2 separate regions of the Homo sapiens genome follow, and region 1 is linked to region 2. The links are chromatin contacts, found by Hi-C or POLR2A ChIA-PET in ENCODE. All regions are on one chromosome and are shown on one strand. Each heading gives the region's core, a stretch centred on a gene start or an enhancer-like site at or near the end of the contact. The rest is flanking DNA. Distances are from core to core; before and after follow the strand shown.

Region 1 (3,105 bases), core at 341-2,840, 100 kb after region 2:
CTGGTGCACCCCCAGAATCTGACCCACATCCAGAACCTGGCGCACACCCAGAACCAGGTGCACACCCAGAACCTGACCCACACTCAGGCCATGGCCTCCACTTCCCGGACTCACTTTCGGGTCGGCCCAGCTCTGCACGGAGCCTGTTCCCCATCTCGATGAGCTGCTCTTTCTCCAGGCGGAGGCTGATGATTTTTCTGGCTGCCTCCTTCAGCTTTCTCTGGAGTCGGTGCATAGATAAGGTCTGGGGGGCACGTGCCACTGACCGGAGGTGCAGGAAAAGCTCCCCCTGGTCCTCGGCCTCCATAGGCCCTCTCTTGGTGAGGCCCTGTAACAAAACTCACAGGCAGACACCCCTGTGAGGCTGCCCTCATGGGAGGACGCCAGGGGTGCCCACCCAAGGAGCCTCTTCACCTGCTCTTCCAGGGTGGGCACTGCTGGCTGTCACTGGGTGACATCCTTCCAAAAGAAAGACAAAAAGAGTCGCTGCTCCCAGTGCTTCAGTGGGTTCCTTCTCTTCCACAAATAGAATAAAGGCCCACAGATCTCCCAGGCCAGGGTGGCCCCCAGATCTCCCAGGCCCTCACAGCCCTCCGCCTCCTCCCCGCCATCCCTGCCTTCTGGTCATCTATGCCTTTGTGTCTTTCAAGTGAACACAAGGAGAATCTGAGGACACCCAACCAGCACAGCAGCTCCCCAGGGAGAGCAGAGAGAAGGCTGTGGCCTCCAGCAGTGCCCAGGACCCAGGAAGGCGGCCCAGGGAGAGCAGAGAGAAGGCTGTGGCCTCTAGCAGTGCCCAGGACCCAGGAGGACAGCTCCCGCCAGCGTGGCTTGGCCCTCCTCCACTCCTTGGGGTCCCTCCTTTCTCTACCTGCCAGCTGGACACCCCACAACCACCCTGCAGGCCGGCTGTGGCTTCCCTCCTGAAGCAGGTGCAGGGGGAGCACAAAGGCAGTGGAGAGGGAGGAGGCCGACACAGGGGCAGGAGCTGGCTGGGCTCCCCCTTAGCACCCCAAGCCTGGGTCAACCCTAGATCTGAGCCCCTGGGAAGCACTGTGTTGTCCTCACTCAGCCCAACCTGGACTTGCAGCCCACATCATTCCAGTGCTACAGAGTGCAATCCCAACACAAAGGGATGCCTGGACCAAAAATGGGGGCACAGGAAAAAGCAGTAGTGTCCAGGCCCTGGCAAGACGGGAGCCGACGACCTACTTCTCCCGTGCCACTCCTGGCCCCTGTAAGGAGCCAGGCTGCACCTGGCCCTGGCCACATGAGCTCCGAGTTCCTGGAACAGGCCAGCACACCCTGTCCCCGCCAGCTTCCTGGTGTGCCTTTCCAGGGCTGGCAGGTGCTGCTGCCTTCCAGGTGCTGCTGTTCTTTGGATGGCCTGGGGTGCAGCCACTGTATGCAGTGCCTCCGGGCATGTGCCGCAGGTTCATGTGGGACGCTCGGGGGCCGCGGGGGATGACACATCGAAGGGGAGAGATGTCTGCTTTCCTCTTGGACAGAGAAAGTTCTATGGTGCCGCAGGCCCCAGCTGAGGACGGGTGCAGGGCAGCCCCCATGAAGGCTCGCCACAGGCCTGAGCCCGAGTCCAGACTCGCTTCCTCCAGTAAGCGGGCCTCATGCCTGCTCCGTGAGCACCCTTGGCAAGTGTGGTGCAGAGGCTCACTCACCACCCTGGGAGAATAGACAGGAATGGGCTCTTGGGTGTGGGAGAGGCCAAGGCAGAGGGAGAGGAAGGGAGGCCTGTGCTGGTAAAACAGATTGCAGATGGCCTGGGGCTGGGGGAGAGGGGCCAGGCAGGTGAGACTCGCAAGTCCGGTTCTAAAACCCTGGATCCTCTACAGGAACACACTGGGTTATTTTGTTATTTTAACTGAAGAAAGAACAATCCCGAAAACAGATTTTGCAAACCTCAAAACACTTAGAGATTTAAGAGAAAATTCCGTCTTCAAAAGCAGTCCCCTCTCCCTGCAAAGTTACACCAGGCCCTGCGGCTGGTGCCAGGCTTGAGGGGCACTGAGGGGCCTTCTTGCTGTTGACCCCACAGGCAAAGGAAGGAGGGCATGGATCACAGGGCCCATGTCCTAGTCACGTGATTCTGCACACAGTGACCTGGGGGGCAGGGAGTGAACGATTCTACTTCTCTCGGATTCAGTTTCTGGTAAAATGTTATTTGGTAAAAGTTTATTTTGATGATTCTCTAAAATCTTTCCACAAAATAAGATTTCTACAGCCTGAGACATATTCAGGAATGTCTTCACCACTGTGTGCTCCAAGGGCTGCCCACCCCCAGCAGGGCAGCAGCAGCTGTCCACCCATCTGCCCCCACGCCTAGGACTGCCCCAGCACCCCACAGGTGAGGAGGAGATGTCTCCAAGTATCTGGACGATTCGAAGAAAATTCGAAGGAAACTTTGGTCTGCTGAAATGTCTTCACGTCCTGAGGACATGTATGAGTGAGTGACACAGGGAAGTCCTTCTCAGAGGCTGAGGCCTGGGCCTGGTACAGTGGGTTCCATCAGGCTGGGCCGGCGCTCACCGCCCCACACAGCCACTCCAACGCCTCTCGGCAGAGCCAGCACCAACACCATGGCCAACACTGCCCCCCAGTGGACCCAGGGATGTAACACATCCCCCAACTCAGCCCTGGCGGCCAGTGACTGGGGGAAGTTTTGTATTTTAAGGGCTAGAGGCAGCTGATGTGGGTGGTGCAGTCAGGGAAGCCCAAAGCCAGGCTGTGCGGCTCAGCCCAGTGGGACCTGCCTGGGAGCAGAGTGCCCCACTGTTGTCCACAGGCTCTCCCTCTGCCATGGGAGAAGTGGGAACACGTGCCTCCGCACACACCTGGTCCCAGCTTTGCAGACCTGGCTCCTTGGCTAGGGCCGTGGAAGGGGACCAGCTTTCGTCAGGAGTGCTGTGGGACAGTCCCTGGACCCCTGTGCACTTCCTCACCCACCCTGCACTGGCTTCCTGCACTACAGGAGGTAGGCTGGAGACGCAGTGCCGCGTCACACCTCAGTACTTGGGTGGGTGTACACAATACGTGACCTGGTCCGTGGCCCGTGTGCAAATGTCACCAACCGTCCAGATAACGCCCTGA
Region 2 (3,425 bases), core at 122-2,621:
GGTGGTCCAGGCTGGGCCGCCCCAGGTAGACGTCCTGGCTGGGTGAGAAGCTGGAGAGCAGGTGCAGGAGGCTCCTGGCGTTCACATAATTGTCATCATCCACGTGGCAAAACCACCTGTGGGCGAGGGGAGTCCTGGGCACGAGGGCCTGGCATGGCTGGACAGGAGGCCCCCACCCAGCTTGGCTCTGAGCTCTCTGCGGGTCGGGTCAGCGCCGCGTACTTGCGCCCGGACTCAATGAACTTGTCATACTCCACGGACATCTTGCAGCAGAGGGCCTGACGAGTGCGCACCGCCGAGCAGTTGGTGTTGATGACACGGTCGCCTGCGAATCAGAGACGGGAAGCACGCACGTAGAGGATGGCACTGGGGTTGGGGTAAGGCCTGTGCCCCACCTGCCCCCAAGGGCCAGGGCACAACGTGGCTGTCTGACATGCCTGGACACCTTGCCTGGGTCCAACCACAGCCCTAGCCCTCACGCGCTGACCCTGCTGGTGCCACCGAGGCTGAAGCAGGCGGCCATCGGTTGGGATCTCTTGAGTGGAAACAGGACGGAGGCAGCTCGCCCTGACCTGGCCTGGAAGGGCGGATTCCCTGCTGGCGCTTCTTCAGGGGACGTGGCACTAGCCCCACGCCCCGGGAAGCGGCTAGTGTGAGAGGCTGGTGGGGAGCAGAGCTTGGCTGGCAGGGTGGGCCCTCCGCAGGCCGCGTGACCTGGGCAGCGTCGGGGCCTCCCCGGGCCTCGGGAGCCTGGGCAGAGAAAGGCACCCACAGCAGCGAAGGGGCCGTGGCTTCGGAGCGAGAAAGGCTCGGGGGGCAGATCCCGCGGGCGCCGGGGAGTGGGGGACACTCACCGCCCTGGAGCTCGAGCTCAGGGTCGTCCCCGTCGGTGAAGATAAACGTCTGGGGGAGAAACAATCTATGAGGCTTCTGGGGCGCTGCCCAGGCCGGAGACCGACCCGCCCCGCGCGGAGCCTCCGGGGGCCTGGGCCGGGCCTAGACCCTGGGAGGCGGGGCGGGTGGGCGTGGGGCTCGCCGTCGGGGTCGGGGTCCGGCGCACCTGCTGGCGGGCCCGGGAGATCCAGGTGCGCAGCAGCAGCCGCAGGCGCGGCCCGTGGTTCTTCCGGGTGGTCTTGACGGCGATGAAGACGTCGTCAGGCCGCAGGCTGGGGGCAGCGGGCCGGGACGGGGGCGCGCGCGGGGCCGGGGCGGGGGTCCGGGCCGGGGCGGGCGCGCGGGGCAGCGGCAGCGGCAGTAACAGCAGCGCGGCCAGGGCCGCGGCCAGCGCGAGGCAGGCCCGGCACAGCGCCCCACGCGCGCGGCTCATGCGGCCGCCGGGACCCCCGGCGCTGCGAGCGGAGAACCTGGCCGGAGCCGTGGGTGGGCGGCGGCCCCTTTAAGAACGCAGCGGCCCCGCCCCGCCCCGCGCCCCGGAAGCGACGGCTTCGCTGCCCCGGAAGTGGACGGCACGCCGCGGCGGGGTGGGTGCAAGATGCCGCTGCCGGTTCAGGTGTTTAACTTGCAGGTAACGAGCCGAGGCCGCCCCGGGCCTCCGCGCCCCCGCGCCCCCCGCCACTGGGGCCGGGCTGAGGTCGAGCAGGGGCGCGGGGCCTGCGCCAGGAGTCGGTCGGGCACGCTCCGTGCCGGGCCTCCGCGGGCAGCGCGCGTCGGGGGCTGCAGGGCCGAGGGCGCGTCTCCGCCGTGGCTGCGCGCTGCGATCGGGGGCCGCCGGGCCGCGCCCGCCCCGCCTCCCCTCCCAGCAGCTCACGGGAGAGGTTCCCGGCCGCCCCGACGCTAACGCTCTTTCTCCCTTCAGCAGCCAGCCAGCTCTGTGTCAGGGTCGGGGGGTGCAGAAAGTCAGGACAGAATGAGGGATAGCTCGGCCCCCAGCTCGGCCTCCTCGTCAGTGACAGATCTGTACTGCACCCCTCACAGCAGTAGGTCAGACCTCGTCCTGCCCGGCACGGCCGGGGACTTCAGCCTGAGCGCCAGCCTGTCGGCCTGTACGCTGCTCTACGAGGTACCTTCCAGGACAGGGACCCCCGAGCGAGGGAGGGGGGAGCAGGGCCCCGGCCGCCCCTGCTGTGGCTGGGCCCCTGCTGCTCTGCTGGCCGAGGACAGGGACTCAGTGCCAAGCGCAGGAGGGGAGGGAGCCCCGGTGGGCCCGGGGCCTGCGGAGGGAGCCGAGCTCTTGGTGCTTTTCCCGAAGGAGCGCGGGAGGCCCACGGGTCCGGCGAGTGCCCGGCATGGCGGCTTTTCCAGCCTGCTTTGTGTTAAGCCGAGGTCCTGGCTTCTCTGTGTCTCCCAGCTGGGGGCCATGAGGCTCCCTGAGATGACTCTTTTCCCCTTCTCCCAACTCCGTGGCGTGACTCTCAGCCCAGTATTGCTGCTCCGCTGCTCAGGACAGATTCCGGGGGCTGGTCCTCCTGCCTCCTGGGGTTGAGGTGGCGTCCCGTTCTTCTCCGTGGCTTGGAGGAAACTACATCAGGATGGTGGCTGGGAACGTGTAGGGGCCCTCAGAGGCCCCTGTGTAGTTGGTTGTCCCCTGTCTGCTTTCTGGCTTTCAGAGATGAGCGGCTAGAATCAGGCGAGGGGTTTCTGCTTCTGAGCCTTAGAGTCTTGTGAGGAGACCCCTCCCTGATGTGGTGGCACAGGAGCCTGGGTGGGGGCGGGGGTGACTGGGAGGGCACACCTGGGGGACAGCAGCGGCGGGAGTGTGGTCCGACTGGCCTGGAAGATCTTGGGCAGAGCTGACCTCAGAGAACAGTGCGGGTCTCTCGCCCTCCTGGGGCAGTCCCCAGGACGAGGTGCCAGGTGCCTGGCCCATGTTGCAGGGGGCCGTGGAGCCCATGCAGATCGACGTGGACCCCCAGGAAGACCCGCAGAATGCACCTGACGTCAACTACGTGGTGGAGAACCCCAGCCTGGTACGGAGCCCAGTGGGGGGACCTTGGGTGTCTCAGTCCTGCTGAGGGGTCCAGGGCACACTCCCCGCTGCAGCCTGCACAGCAGGTAGAATGATCCTCCTCAGTGATCGCTGTCGTCTTTTTCTGACCCCGAAACCATCAGCGTTTCTGATTGCGCACTCACATGAGGCTTGTAGCTCAGCTTCAGATGCTGCTCATGGAGAAGCCAGGGCAGGTCTCCTCCCCGCTCAGCCTAGCGACCAGCAGTCACTAGTGGGTGTCTATCCCCGAAAGCCCCCGGGTGCAGGGTCCCACTCCTGAGGCTCCTGCGCCAGGCCCACCCCAGCGGTCTTCGTAGCTCCTGGGACAGCAGTCAGTCTCGTACCCCCATGCCCGGTTCTGGTTATGGGCCCAGGGCGACATTCTGGCTAGGACAGTCAGGCCCCAACTCCTGACCCTCAGGGCCTGGGGCCAGGGTCCTGCCTCCCATCCTGCCTGACTCTTGTCTGTGCCTGCTCC

Evidence for each region. A loop is a pair of places that touch in the nucleus more often than their neighbours do. ChIA-PET counts read pairs that join two places held with the same protein, here RNA polymerase II (POLR2A). Pooled maps may share reads with other maps.
Region 1: a loop to region 2 is called in a map of CD8-positive, alpha-beta T cell, with 15 times the contacts of the local background. The contact joins the enhancer-like site here to the promoter of RFNG in region 2. A Hi-C loop is called at or near these places in 1 of 168 maps with a recorded cell type or tissue (CD8-positive, alpha-beta T cell), 3 of 37 single-sample maps with no recorded cell type and 11 of 50 pooled maps. POLR2A ChIA-PET finds 5 or more read pairs at or near these places in 6 of 52 experiments (BJ, GM12878, H1 and 3 more).

What each region holds. Positions count from the first base shown.
Region 1 is chr17:82,151,446-82,154,550 of GRCh38, forward strand. CCDC57 (coiled-coil domain containing 57) reads right to left here. Exons shown (of 19, transcript NM_001394669.1): 15 at 115-328. Among named protein-coding and RNA genes, the nearest start is that of FASN, 55 kb to the left of the region's middle. Within about 2 kb of position 1,591, at least 6 of the 41 ENCODE cell types and tissues checked have a DNase peak (open chromatin) inside an H3K27ac peak, as active enhancers do.
Region 2 is chr17:82,050,440-82,053,864 of GRCh38, forward strand. It overlaps RFNG (RFNG O-fucosylpeptide 3-beta-N-acetylglucosaminyltransferase), which reads right to left and starts at 1,372. Exons shown (of 8, transcript NM_002917.2): 1 at 1,061-1,372; 2 at 855-903; 3 at 223-325; 4 at 1-116. The coding sequence starts at 1,327. It overlaps GPS1 (G protein pathway suppressor 1), which reads left to right and starts at 1,459. Exons shown (of 13, transcript NM_001321092.3): 1 at 1,459-1,525; 2 at 2,835-2,927. The coding sequence starts at 1,493. RefSeq lists silencers at 907-1,056, 1,327-1,576, 1,637-1,766 and an enhancer at 1,017-1,686.